Regions from separate parts of the Homo sapiens genome. Here region 2 is linked to region 1. The links are chromatin contacts, found by Hi-C or POLR2A ChIA-PET in ENCODE. All regions are on one chromosome and are shown on one strand. Each heading gives the region's core, a stretch centred on a gene start or an enhancer-like site at or near the end of the contact. The rest is flanking DNA. Distances are from core to core; before and after follow the strand shown.

Region 1 (7,327 bases), core at 3,221-5,720:
TGTAGTCAGGAAGGACCACTTCAGTGCAGCAGCAGCCCTTACCCCAGACGTCGGACTTGATGGAGAACTTGTTGTAGGCCAGGCTCTCGGGTGCAGTCCATTTGATGGGGAACTTGGCTCCAGCATGGGCTGTGTAGGTGTCCCCTGTCATCAACCTGCTCAGGCCAAAATCAGCTACCTTCACCAAGTGGTTCTCCCCTACCAGGCAGTTTCGGGCAGCAAGATCTCTAAGAAAGGAAAATGTTCACCCATGAGAGCTCCTGGCCAACCTTCCACTTCACAAATCCACCACTGCTGAGCAAAGGTGCAATGCTGACAATGGAAAGATTGAGTCCAATGCCCTGGAAGTTTGTATTAATGCCCACGGCAATTAACACAGTGCCAGCCTCTCAGCAAACACACCCTGAGATCCCAACATGGGGAGAGGCTGGTGCTGGGAGCGGGCTCCCTGGCCTCATGACCTGGAGCAAGTTAATTACCCTGGGACTCAGTTACCTCATCCGTAAAATGAAGACGATAATAATGGCACCTACCTCTTAGGGTTGCTGTGAGTGTAATTAATTAATATGCTAAGTGCTTTGATTGAAGTGTCGAGAATAGTAAGTGCAGTTATTGCTACTCTATGCCAGGCACGGAGACAAACACTGAGCCCAGTCCTTGATTGCAAGAAACTTCTATCAGAGTGCATCTCCACTTGTCCTATTCAGACTTGATGGGACAAAATAAAACAAAGCCCATGGCATTCTTTACCCAAACTGTGTTTCCTACTTCCCTCTTTCTTCCTGAGGTGTACCCAAATGTATCCTAAAAAACTCTCTCCTGTATAATCTGCTTCCTCTCACTTCCTGATTCTCCCAGGGAGGTAGGAGTCTAATCTTTGGTTCATGAACATTAACCATGAAATCACAAGGCAAACGGGAAGAGCGGAATGAGAGGGGGCAGCAGCTTGAGGTGATGGCTGCGTGAGATAGCCTGATCGTCAGCAACAAGAGTGAAATTAAATACAGAAGAGTTGTGCCTAAGAGGATTTTGATAAAGCATTTTAAGTTCGCTTGAATGAAGAAGGAACGGACCCGGCCGTGCCAGGCAAACCAGAAGTCAAGCAATCTCAATTTGCAGCATCAGAGGATTCACTTTCCTGAAAGCCAGGAGTATCTGGATCAGGCTCTCATGGAGCATAGAAAATCTGTCTTACAAGGAGCCGCCAGCATTTCACACATGCTACCCTTATTCCTTGCTATGAAATCTCATGTAGAGGTTTCATACTTGAGCTAATTGGGTAGGAAAGGTCACAGTGGTGGTGTGGAGAACATCTCGTATAAAAGACGCCAGCAAAGCCCATCAGGCTCTGTCCTGCACAGGCCGTCGCTTTGCTGGGAAGCCATTTCCACCAGCAAAGAATTTGAAGACCAAGATAATTGTGGCACATTTGAAGGTCAAAACACTTCAGGGTTTAAAACAGCAAAGACACTTAATTTAGACCTCCACATACACAATTCTGACAATTGTGGAAACATCCCTGAATCAGAGGACAGCAAGTTAAGTGGAGAATGAAAAGATAATAAAGAGAAAGCAGGAAAAAAAGACACACACACTAAAAAACAAAAGCCATGTACTGGTTGTTCCCATGAGTTTGCGTAAAAGCAATGCCAGCGGCTCCCAGGAAGAGGCCATTACTGCTGGGCGCTGGCCCCGGAGGAACAATGAGTACTCTCTTTCAGAGGGGACTGTGATTATTAGGAAGGACGCCTTTTATGAACTTCATTTAATATTCCACTTAGCCCAAAATGGTTCAAAAATGAAATATTCCTTACTCCGGGGATTAGCTGCTCCACTGGTCCAGAGTCTAGGCCTGGCTGAATTTAGCCCTGGATGCATGCCCAAAGCTGGCTTTGCCAGGAGCCTAGTGTTTGCCTTTGTTCCAAGGTCCAATGTGTTGCCAGCACTGAGGTTAGAAGCTGCGCCCTGAGACCTCCTAGGCTGGGGCTTTTTGTAAAAGGCTGCCCGGCTCCACGCCCTGTGACTCCATGGCGCAGGCTGCCTGGCCAGGCCCCTACCTGTGGATGAAGTTTTTCTTCTCCAGGTACTCCATGGCTGACGAGATCTGAGTGGCCATGTACAGCAGCACCACGGCGTTCACCTCCTGCCGGTTGCACTCCCTCAGGTAGTCCAGGAGGTTCCCGTAGGTCATGAACTCAGTGATGATATAGAACGGGGGCTCCCGGGTGCAGACCCCTGCCAACAAGACAACGAGGACTTCAACACGTGGCTCCGCTCCCAACTGAACAAACAACTGTCTAAAGAAAAAGCCTTCTGAAGGATTCTGACTCTGCTCCTCAGTCCTGGGCCCAACTTCCAACATGGTCCCAAGCACCTGCATCCTGAGACTGTGCTCGTGTGGGAGGGACATGGCCAGGCTCTTTTCTTCTTCTCAAGCCAGTGAACTTGAATTTACGCAGGGAGAGGCTGCCACAGAATTCAGACGCAGACCTGGCCCCACCTCAAATGACCTTCACCACCGTCAGTTTACCCCTGAATGGTTAGGTCTGATGGTTATGTGTCTACTTACAGAATCACTTCAGTGAGAAAACTCTGGAAAATGCCCAAGTTTCAGAAACTAATTTCAGATTTGCATTTGACTGCTTTTAGGTATCCACTTAAAATAATCACATTCTCCCTCTCATACATACATGTGCATATGTGCACACACGCACACACCCATCCCATACAGGCCTCATTTTACCCGCGGCTGAACGTCGGCAGAGCACAAATATTCCAACGAGGTTTTGTGCAGTGAGCCGCCCGTGCGTCTTCCCCAGCGCCTGTGTCACCCTGGGGGTGCGGCGCGAGACCCTCTCTTCAGAGCCCCGGGCTTACTCACCAAGGAGCTGCACCAGGTTAGGGTGTTTGATCTCTTTCATGACTGCAGCTTCTTTCAAGAACTCTTCCACCTCCATGGTGTCCTCCTGCAGAAGGAAAAAAACGAAGGTGAAATTATTTCAGGAAGTGCTTTTCAGTGGGTAAGTACTTGACTAGTTAATGCAAAATGGAGCTTCAGCGCATACTCGTCCTGGGCTGCGTTTTGTGACAGCCACATTGCTGCAGACAGGTTCCATGACAGCTGACCAGCAACTTGATGGCAGAAAGAATTTTCCCCTTTGGGGCCAAACTTTTCAATTCTCCCCCAGGCAACAGGGCAAAGCTGGCTTGCATGTGCCGACAACCTGCTTCTGGTGCCTGCTAGGCAGGCCACATGTGCTTCCCCACCTCTTGGAGCTCGTGGGGGTGTGGGAGAGCTATACGGGCAAACACCACAAACGTGACACACTTTCCCCAGGGAACCTGGTTTCCAAGGGGTGCTAACACACTCAGCCTAAAAAACATCACCTGAAGAATCTGAAATGTACCTGATTTAAGGGAAGAGACCCTCATGACAAGAAAGAGGTATTGCATCACAAAGAAGAACGATGTCTCAAAGTACAGTAGCAACAGAGGATGCTGAACTATTCTGGCACGTGGTCGTGGGCTCTTAATGAAGCAGTCATCACTGTCTGTCAGGTCAATTACTCACAGTCTAAAATAATCCTCACCAGCAGCTCCCCTACCAACAAATTCATAAGGATCATCAGTACATGTCACATTTTAACAAGTCCATGGTATCTAAATGCCAAGGGGGAGAAAAAGATAGGAGCATGGGCCCGGGACAGACAGGCCGTGACTTCTACAGGTCCTCTCATCTTTTCAGTCTGGGGTCAAGTCTGAAGTGCCGTGGCACTGAGCCCTGGGGAGAGCCCCATGACACAGAGCCTTGACCTTGGCCTACATCACTAAGCCTCTTTTTGACTTAAAAAATGCTACTGTCTACTGAACTGACTATCAGAACAAGAAGCAGGTGGGTGTTAAATGATATGGTCTGTTTGCTGCGAAAACCTGGCTACAAAGGCCAAAGGAGGAAGCGAGATGCCTCCAAGTTTCAACAGAGTTTGGAGAGAAAAGACTGCAGGGGAACAGAGAGTGAATGGCTTAAAAATTAGGCTCCCCAAAGAGGAAGGCTTGATCAACTTTCTATTAAACGTAGAACCTTGTATGTTCCGGCCCGTTTGGGAGACACCGTGTCCTGATGGTCCTGCTTGCTATGGCTGCCCCAGTTCCCCACCCTGCTGTGGGGGAGGCTTCCAGAGGACGGGCCAACCTTTACTTACAGCCTTCTTGCTTTGGCCAATCCTGTTTACAAGTGAAGCGTGACCAATGAGGCTATGTGTCAGCCCATTATCTCTTAGCTCAGGGCTCCGTGAGGCTGAAACTTGGAAACAATTTATCGCTCTTTAAAAATGGTGAGCTGCTCTTAATGTCAATTAAACCTCATTGGTAGTCACCATGCCAAGCTGTCCGAGGGGGAAAGAGCTCACCTCTGTCACCACCCCATTGGCCGTTTAATTCTTCTGAGCCCTCTCTGCTCCTTAATGTGCTCAGCAGACCATGCTGTTTTTTGGCATGGAGTGCTCTGATTTACCAGGGTGACATGCTAATGTCAAAGGCTGGACAGTGAACGCCTGCCAGTATCCGGGGATTCAATGCTGCTCACGTATAGGACTGGGGCTTTAAGAATCTTGCTTGATCAACAATATGGTTAAAAAGTAGCTCTCAAAGGAAGCTTTCGAAGCAAGTGGGGTTTTTCTGTTTTGAAGACTACATAATAAACCACATACAATGAAATCATTTCATAAATATCATTTGCTTTTATAGCTACTGACCCTCTTCTAAAAGACCCATGTAATAATCTTGAGAGGTATGTACATGCAAAAGGAACATGGCTCTCAAAGGCAGCCCTCTTCTCATCTGTCTCTCTTACATACACACAAACACACAAGGGAGGAAAGTACAAATAATTCCTTTTCTTATAGAAAAATCAATGTGAATTTGTCTCCCCCTGCTGGAATCAGACCTTGTCCAATTTATAATTTTAACTATTAACAACAGCTGGCCGAGTGTGGTGGCTCATGCCTGTAATCCCAACACTTTGGGAGGCCAAGGTGGATCACCTGAGTTCCGGAACAACCTGGTCAACATGGTGAAACCCCATCTCTACTAAAAATACAAAAATTAGCCAGGCGTGGTAGCGCATGCCTGTAGTTCCAGCTACTCAGGAGGCTGAGGCAGGAGAATCACTTGAATTCGGGAGCAGGAGGTTGCAGTGAGCCAAGATCGCACCACTGCACTTCAGCCTGGGCGACAGAGTGAGACTTCATCTCAAAATAGAAAACCAAAACAACAACAACAAAACAGCCTACGTTTGTAGTTGTGTTAAACTGGAAATATCCCTGACGCAATTCTGTGACATTCCTTTACTTTCATTAAAAAAATTCCTATCATTTTGCTGAAGAAAATTCTCTTTATATAGTAAAATAAAGCTAACTCAGATGAATGAGGTGAAGGAAACACTTTGAGTGAAAGCTATGAATTTTCAGCCTGGTCTCTTCTGTGCTTGTTAGGGAGGGAGATGGGTCAACTGGCCTCTTTGCACGGACTGACGAGGCTGGCCCAGATGCAGATGAACATTCTGGGCGGTACGGCGGAGCGGTTAAGAGAATGACTTGTGGATTATACTGACCTAGCTCTGCTGCTGTGTGACCATGGTAAGTTACTCACCTTCTCTGAGCCTGTTTTCTCATCTGCACAACAGAAAGAATGTCAGTATCTCCCTTGTGCACAGAGTGCCAAGAGCAGTTCCTGGCATGAGGCCAGCACTCACTCAGCGGTGCTTGCTTTTATTACTATTAAGGCAGTTTATCTCTATTCCTGAGTAGACCGAACAGATAGCTTGTAGAAAACAAAGGCTGGTTCTTTAATGAATACTAGGGTTGTTTGTCTTCTCACAGATACATTCTCCCAGACTCAACATCTCACAGGTATTTTCTTTTTTTTTTTGAGACGGAGTCTTGCTCTGTCGCCCAGGCTAGAGTGCAGTGGCGCGATCTCGGCTCACTGCAAGCTCCGCCTCCCAGGTTCACACCATTCTCCTGCCTCAGCCTCCCGAGTAGCTGGGACTACAGGCACCTGCCACCACGCCCAGCTAATTTTCTGTATTATTAGTAGAGACGGGGTTTCACCATGTCAACCAGGATGGTCTTGATCTCCTGACCTTGTGATCTGCCCTCCTCGGCCTCCCAGAGTGCTGGGATTACAGGCATGAACCACTGCACCCGGCCCTCATAGGTATTTTCTAATCAGTTTCCTCCTTTTTGCTCACCCCCAAGCACAGGTATTCTACAGCATGAAAAAGAACACTGTTTTTAAAAATGGCTTGGCCTCTCTGGGGGGCCGAGACAGGCAGATAACTTGAGGCCAGGAGTTCGAGACCAGCCTGGCCACATGGTGAAACCGTGTCTCTACTAAAAATGCAAAAATTAGCCGGGCGTGGTGGCAGGAGTCTGTAATGCCAGCTACTCAGGAGGCTGAGGCAGAAGAATTGCTTGAACCTGGGAGGCCGTTGCAGTGAACTGAGATCATGCCACTGCACTCCAGCCTGAACTACTGGGCAAAACTCTGTCTGAAAAAAAAAAAAAAAAAAAAAGAAAAAGAAAAAAGAAATGGCTTGGCCTTCCAGCAGTTTCTGTGTAGCAGGCTTTCAATGTCTCGCTCTCAGCAGGGACCCCCTCCCTGAGCAGGGCCATTATCTACAGATAGATCAGTTTCCACATCTGTTTCTGGTTAACCAAATGCTAGGTGAGAGAGGTTACAGGCACAGTGAAACACCACAGGGATTATCCTTATTTCCAATATTCCTTCACCCATCAGATGAATCAGGATCAACACAGCTAAATACACTGAAGAGACTGCTGGGTGTGGTGGCTCACGCCTGTAATCCCAGCACTTTGGGAGGCCGAGGAGGGCAGATCATGAAGTCAGGAGATCGAGACCATCCTGGCTAACATGGTGAAACCCTGTCTCTACTAAAAATACAAAAAATTAGCCGGCGTGGTCGCAGGCACCTGTAGTCCCAGCTACTCGGGAGGCTGAGGCAGGAGAATTGCTTGAACCCGGGAGGTGGAGCTTGCGGTGAGCCGAGATCACGCCACTGTACTCCAGCCTGGGTGACAGAGTGAGACTCTGTCTCAAAAAAACAAAAACAAAAACAAAAAGCAAAAAAAAAAAAACCACTGGAGGGATAGAGTTAGACTGAGGAAGGCGATTCACACTCCAGAGGTGGGACTTGAAGCTCGAGAGGAAAGCCCAGGAGAGACCACCTCGTAGAGGAGCCCCCAGAACTCATCTCCCTGGCCAGAGGAGAACCCACTGCAAGGAATGCCTGTCTTGCAAGAGCAAG
Region 2 (6,296 bases), core at 966-3,465, 58 kb before region 1:
GAGGCCCCTGGCCCAAGGTCACACTGTGGGAAATGCAGCTTAGAGGCCTGAGCCCTGTCCCGTCTGGCTGCAGAGGTGGGATCTCCACCTCCAGCCCTTACTGGGTGGTGTGGGCTCCACGGGGGCCACACGGCCACACACACAGGTGACCGTGGGTCCCTGGGCTGTCACTGTGCAGGGCATGGGGGGAGGTGGGTGGCAGGGGCAGCGAGAGGGAAGGCTTGGCATTCTGCTTGTGTCTTTGTGTCTTTCTGCCTCAGTTTCTATTTCCCATCCTGTCCGTCTCCATCTCCCTGCATCTCCCCGCGTCTCCCTGCGTCTCCCCGCATCTCCCCATGTCTCCCCGTGTCTCCCCGCGTCTCCCCGCATCTCCCCATGTCTCCCCGCATCTCCCTGCGTCTCCCTGTGTCTCCCTGCATCTCCCTGCGTCTCCCCGCGTCTCCCCGTCTCTCCCTATGTCTCCACCTCCCCTCTGGGGCTCTGTCTCTCTCCACTTTCTCCCTGAGGCGCTCACTGTGTCCCTCTCACTGCATCTGTGGCTGTCCCTGTCTCTCTGTCTCCCCTTGGACTGTCTCTCAGTGCCTGTCTCATCTCAGTCTCTGTGCCACGCCCTTGCCCAGCCCCCCAAGAAGGGGGTCCTCTGACCCCAGGTATGCCTCTAATGCTGGCCCCTTCTCTCTCCCGTCTGTCTGTCTGTGTCTGTGCGTCCCGGGCGGGCCTGCAGCGGCCGAGCTGCGGCTACGTGCTGTGCACCGTGCTGCTGGCCCTGGCTGTGCTGCTGGCTGTAGCTGTCACCGGTGCCGTGCTCTTCCTGAACCACGCCCACGCGCCGGGCACGGCGCCCCCACCTGTCGTCAGCACTGGGGCTGCCAGCGCCAACAGCGCCCTGGTCACTGTGGAAAGGGCGGACAGCTCGCACCTCAGCATCCTCATTGACCCGCGCTGCCCCGACCTCACCGACAGCTTCGCACGCCTGGAGAGCGCCCAGGCCTCGGTGCTGCAGGCGCTGACAGAGCACCAGGCCCAGCCACGGCTGGTGGGCGACCAGGAGCAGGAGCTGCTGGACACGCTGGCCGACCAGCTGCCCCGGCTGCTGGCCCGAGCCTCAGAGCTGCAGACGGAGTGCATGGGGCTGCGGAAGGGGCATGGCACGCTGGGCCAGGGCCTCAGCGCCCTGCAGAGTGAGCAGGGCCGCCTCATCCAGGTAGGGCTGGGGTCTGCATCTTGGGGTCTTGCTGGAGGCGAGGGGTTGGTGCTGCTGCTGCCATGTGCCAGGCGCCTGATGTCCATGGCCTCACTTAATCCCCAAGGCCCCAGACAAGGGGCTACTGCTGTTCCCATCTACAGACAAGCCCATGAAGCTCAGGGAGGCGCAGTCACTCATCCAGGGCCGCACAGCTACTGGGAGCCAGGATTCAAATCCTGTTTCTTTCCCGGTGACCCGGTAAACTGTACAGCACCCCACGGCACTTGGCACTCAGTAAATCCAGGGCTTGGGGCTTCCCCAGTGCTCCAGGGTACAGGTGAGGCAGGGCATTCCCCCATCAGGAGCAAATCGAGGCTCAGAGAGGGGATGCGACTTGCTGAAGGGCATGTGGCTGATCAGTGCTACCCCCTCAGAGCCGCACCCCATCTCTCCATACCCCCTCCCAGTTCACACCATGCAATACCCACAGCTTCCCAGGGACAGAGAGACCAGTCCAGGCAGCCCAGCCAGACCCCTAGCCTGTCCCAAACCACCTCCACCCTCCCCACCCCTGCCCCCAGCCAAGCCAGGCTCCAGCCAGCTCCAGGTGGGTCTGGGTGAAGGCTTTCCAGCTTCGGCTCTGAGACCATGCTGGAAGCACCACCCACAAGAAGTTCCTCCTTCATAGGATGAGGGATTTGGGATCGTCTCATCTGCCTCCACCATTTTCCAAGACAGAAAATGGTGGCCTAGAAATGGGTGGTGATTTTTCCTGGGTGCCGTGGCCAGGTCAGACCTGGAATCCAGCCCCTGCTGGAGCCCTGCCCGGCCCCTGGCCCTGTGCCACGTTCTCCCGGTGACTCAGATCCCTGGAGGCTAGGAGCCAAGCCCCTGCCCCCACGGGCGCCCAAGCCCCTTCCGCCCCACCGCCCCCAGCAGCCACTGAGAGATCCAGGCATTTGGTCACTCAGCTGCTCATGAGCAATGGGCCCTTTCCCTCCCTTTGAAGGCAGCAGCTGGAGAAATTACAGTCCTCATCACCCTGTCTGGGTGACTGATGGGAAGGTGGCTTCCCCCTCCCGGGGTAGAGGGATGTTTAGACCGCCTTCCAGCTGCCCCTCCATGTGCAACTTCCCCAGGCCTCATCAGCAGGGCTGGGGGCTGGGGGTACCTCCTGACTTTCTGGCTGACCTGGGACCCCCACCTCACTCCAAATTGCTCAGCCCCTGGTCAGCTCAGGCCCAGTTCATGAAGGCCCACCCTTAGAGCTGGGGTGGGGTATTTAGAAGGAGGGACCCCAGAGTCCTGCCCTCCCAATAGCCTGCGCAGAGGTACAGAGTATTCCCACAAGACTAACAGCCTTTCTGGGCCCAGGAGTGCCAGCTCACCTGACATATTTACTTCCCCAAAAATGTTTGATTTGACTCATTCCCCACAGACTGGATGATTCAAGAGACAGTGGGTCTTTATGTTTCATTCAGAGGCAGCGAGCCGTGCTCCTAACTCCTCCCTTCCAAGCTTCCCAGACCCTCAGCTGATCAGCACAGATGTGGGTTTCTCAAAGCTGTGCCTACAGGCAGCCTGGGTTGGAATCGCCAGAGGTGCTTGTTAAAAGGCAGCTTCCCGGCCAGGTGCAGTGGCTCATGCTGTAATCCCAGCACTTTGGGAAGCCGAGGCGGGCAGATCACTTGAGGTCAGGAGTTCAAAACCAGCCTGGCCAACATGGTGAAACCCCGTCTCGACTAAAAATACAAAAATTAGCCAGGCGGGCGCCTGTAATCCCAGCTACTCAGGAGGCTGAGGCAGGGAAATTGCTCGAACCCGGAAGGCAGAGGTTGCAGTGAGCCGAGATCACGCCACTGCACTCCAGCCTGAGCAACAGAGCGAGACTCTGTCTCAAAAAAAGGAAAAGGCAAGTTCCTGGGCCTCATCCCCAACCCCCTGCAGCCCCCCAGCCGGGGTTGATTCTCATGTGTAGTCCCTGAGGCCTGCTGGTCACGGCTGAGCTGAGCCATTCTGCCCTGAGGGTGTGAGTCCGCAGAGCTGGGATCCAGTCCAGGCCCCATCTGTGCCAGCTGTGGGATGCCGGGCAGGTTGCTTCCCCTCTCTGGGCTGGGTCTTGTCACCCGTGAGATGTGCATAACACAGTCTATGCTGAGGGGATATTGGAGCGCCTGGCTACAGGGCTTGGCTGGCTCTGTCACGTGGGGGATACTCATGGTCTGCACCATCAACGTCTCCTTATTATTATAGTAGAAATTGTTTGTGAGCTGAAATTTAAACCTATAGGGAGCCACCATGCCACTATTGAAAACTCCCTTTTCTTTTTTCTTTTTTTTTTTTCGAGACAGTCTTACTCCGTCACCCATGCTAGAGAGCAGTGGCACAATCAGGGCTTACTGCAACCTCCACCTCCTGGGCTCAGACAATCCTCCCACCTCAGCCTTCTAAGTAGCAGTCACTACAAGTGTGCACCACCATGTCTAGCTAATTTTTTTGATTAAAATTTTTTTGTAGAGAGGTCTTGCTATGGTGCTCAGGCTGGTCTCAAACTCCTGGCCTCAAGCAATCCACCCACCTCGGCCTCCCCACGTGCTAAGATTACTGTGTTGGGCCGAAAATCCCTTTTCTGGTAGGAGTGATAGGCCTATACCATGTGCTGGGCTCCGCGTTAATAGGCACTTTGCAGCCCCATAACGCCAGGAGGTTAGTACATTTGTTATCCCATTTTATTTTATTTTAATTCATTTATTTATTTTTTGAGACACGGTTGTCTCGCTCTGTCACCCAGCTGGAGTGCAGTGGTTCAATCTCGGCTCACTGCAACCTCCGCCTCCCAGGTTCAAGCGATTCTCCTGCCTCAGCCTCCTGAGTAGCTGGGACTACAGGCGCCCGCCACCACGCCCGGCTAATTTTTTTGTATTTTTAGTAGACACAGAGTTTCACCATGTTGGCCAGGCTGGTCTCAAACTCCTGACCTTAGGTGATCCACCCAACTTGGCCTCCCAAAGTGCTGGGATTACAGGCGTGAGCCACCACACCCGGCCTTGTTATCCCATTTTATGGAGAGGCAGACTGAGGCTCTGAGTGACAGGTGCGTGTGCAAGCTCACTCACACAGCTAAGCAGTGCCGGGGACAGCAGCTCTGACACCACTACCGCTAAGCGCTGTCCAGCCCTCCCCTGATGCGCCTCTGCAGCTCGGCAAGCAGGGACTCACTTCCCCATTAATTCGGGGCATGTTTATATGTACATTTTCAACTTTAATCATCTGCTGGTTTAAACAGAGGTCTTCCCTGCCCGTTAGCAAGAGGGAGGAGGCCGTGCCTGAGTTTTTTTTAGTGCGTTGTGGCCGTGTTGACTCAGATAAATGGGCAGTACCAGTGTGACTTAACCAAGTGATGTTTGCCGCACACACATCGCACGGCGGCCCCCACCTACCGTCTTCCCTCCTGCCCCGGTTGGGGTGTGCTGCCTGTGTCCCTCTGTGGGGCGTGCCCAGTGGAGCTCGTCTACAGGATGCTGCCGTGAAACCCAAACGCCCTGCCTGCCCATCTCTGCTCCTCTCTCCCCTGGCCTCAGCCCTCACTGAATCACCTGCTCAGCAGAGGGGAAACTGACAGGGAAACTAAAAGCTTTGCAGGGCCCCTGCCTCTGGACGAGCCGGGAATCATATTTTGTAAACTGCCGGCACTGTATATTTCTATTTTCCTTCCACGAATGGGCTATTATCTGGCAAGTGACATGTTAGGTGTATAAAGACCCGGCCGGCTCCATGCTCACTGGCTGGCCAGCTATAGCTTGCCCACTACCCCCTCACCCTCCACGTGGTCCTGCAGCCTCCTGAAGCCCAGGGTGGGGGCAAGAGACCTCAGACCCTTCAGGCACTCAACACAGGCAGAGGCGCTGGGGGACAGCATTGCGCTTGCCAAGCTCCAACCCCAGGGCTGTGTTGGAGGGAGGGGCGGGGGTGAAGGATGGAGAACAACGGCTGAGCTCCCCAGCCCAGGCTCTCCTGAATCCCCCCGCTCAGAGAAACAGGGCTCATTATCCTGGGTTACAAGGAAATGGAGACGTGGAGAGATTCGGACACTGTTCCGGGGTCACGCAGCTAGTGAACGGGGGAGGGACTGGAGTCAAAACACAGACAGTCAACACCAGAACCTGGGTCCAAACCACCGCCCCGTCCCCACCCTGACCCTGGTCTCCTACACAAGAACACAGCCCCGGGCCCCTTTCCTGCCAGCCCGCCCTAGGGAAGTGGCCTGAGTCCTGGTCCCTGCCCCCAGTGCCATCCTTCGCTCTCAGGGATTGCTCTTTCGGGGCCTCAGTTTCTCCATTTGTCACAAGAGATGACAACCTGAAGTCCTCCCTCTTTGCAGCGTGGTGGGGGACCCAGTGAGGTCATGGACATCGGAGAGCCCCAGAAACTCAGAGTGATGTTTGCATGGGGAGTGGGGGTGGGACGGGGGAGCCTTGTTGGTCCAGAAGCCTGAGGGGCTGCGCAAAGGCTCCTGTGGCCTCCCCAGCCTCAGGGCACCCCTCTGTCAAGTGCAGATCAATCACTCCTACCTCAGCAGCCTTGCTCGGGATCGGAAGAGGCAGCGGTGGGGATGTCTGGTAGCCTGGAAGGTGCTGTGGGAACTTGGTGTGCTGAGTACCCGGCCGGTCCTTGCCGCTGTGCTGGGCACCTCCCATGTGTTGTCACTGGTCCCCATAGCAGTTTGGCCAGGCCAGGGGAGACGAGGCGTGGTGAGGACATTCGCCCCTAGTCATATAACCGGCAAGTGGACGTGTTGGGCTCCAGCTGGATTTGCCCAACACGGGGCACTCTCTCCCCACCTGGCACGGCCTCCTCCAGTTTACTCTTCCCTGGGCCGAAGAGATGGCCGAAGAACGCAGCCTGGGGCAGCAGGGGTGGCAGGTGCCTGCTGGAGCCTCCTTCCCCTCCCGCCTGCTCCCCGGCCCTCCCAGCCCTCGAGGCCCCAGAGCACAGGCTCCATCATAGCCTGGCTGGCCCCTCAGACCACCTTGGACAGGGACCCAAGGGGCAGGGCAGGGCGGGGCCTTGAGCCAGAAGCCCACCTCTGCCTCAGGAGAGGGCCCACTCT

What was found. Hi-C counts contacts between places; a loop is a spot of excess contacts on that map. ChIA-PET counts read pairs that join two places held with the same protein, here RNA polymerase II (POLR2A). Pooled maps may share reads with other maps.
Region 2: a loop to region 1 is called in a map of Right ventricle myocardium inferior, with 11 times the contacts of the local background. The contact joins two enhancer-like sites. A Hi-C loop is called at or near these places in 44 of 168 maps with a recorded cell type or tissue (Calu3, GM12878, GM13976 and 19 more), 16 of 37 single-sample maps with no recorded cell type and 23 of 50 pooled maps. POLR2A ChIA-PET finds 5 or more read pairs at or near these places in 5 of 52 experiments (A549, GM12878, K562 and 2 more).

Annotation. Positions count from the first base shown.
Region 1 is chr9:130,867,768-130,875,094 of GRCh38, reverse strand. It overlaps ABL1 (ABL proto-oncogene 1, non-receptor tyrosine kinase), which reads right to left. Exons shown (of 11, transcript NM_005157.6): 5 at 2,882-2,966; 6 at 2,058-2,235; 7 at 43-227. Among named protein-coding and RNA genes, the nearest start is that of QRFP, 25 kb to the left of the region's middle. RefSeq lists an enhancer at 4,003-4,202. Within about 2 kb of position 4,470, at least 7 of the 41 ENCODE cell types and tissues checked have a DNase peak (open chromatin) inside an H3K27ac peak, as active enhancers do.
Region 2 is chr9:130,924,475-130,930,770 of GRCh38, reverse strand. It overlaps FIBCD1 (fibrinogen C domain containing 1), which reads left to right. Exons shown (of 7, transcript NM_032843.5): 2 at 725-1,204. Among named protein-coding and RNA genes, the nearest start is that of FIBCD1, 12 kb to the left of the region's middle. RefSeq lists enhancers at 495-1,039, 4,526-4,575. Within about 2 kb of position 2,215, at least 6 of the 41 ENCODE cell types and tissues checked have a DNase peak (open chromatin) inside an H3K27ac peak, as active enhancers do.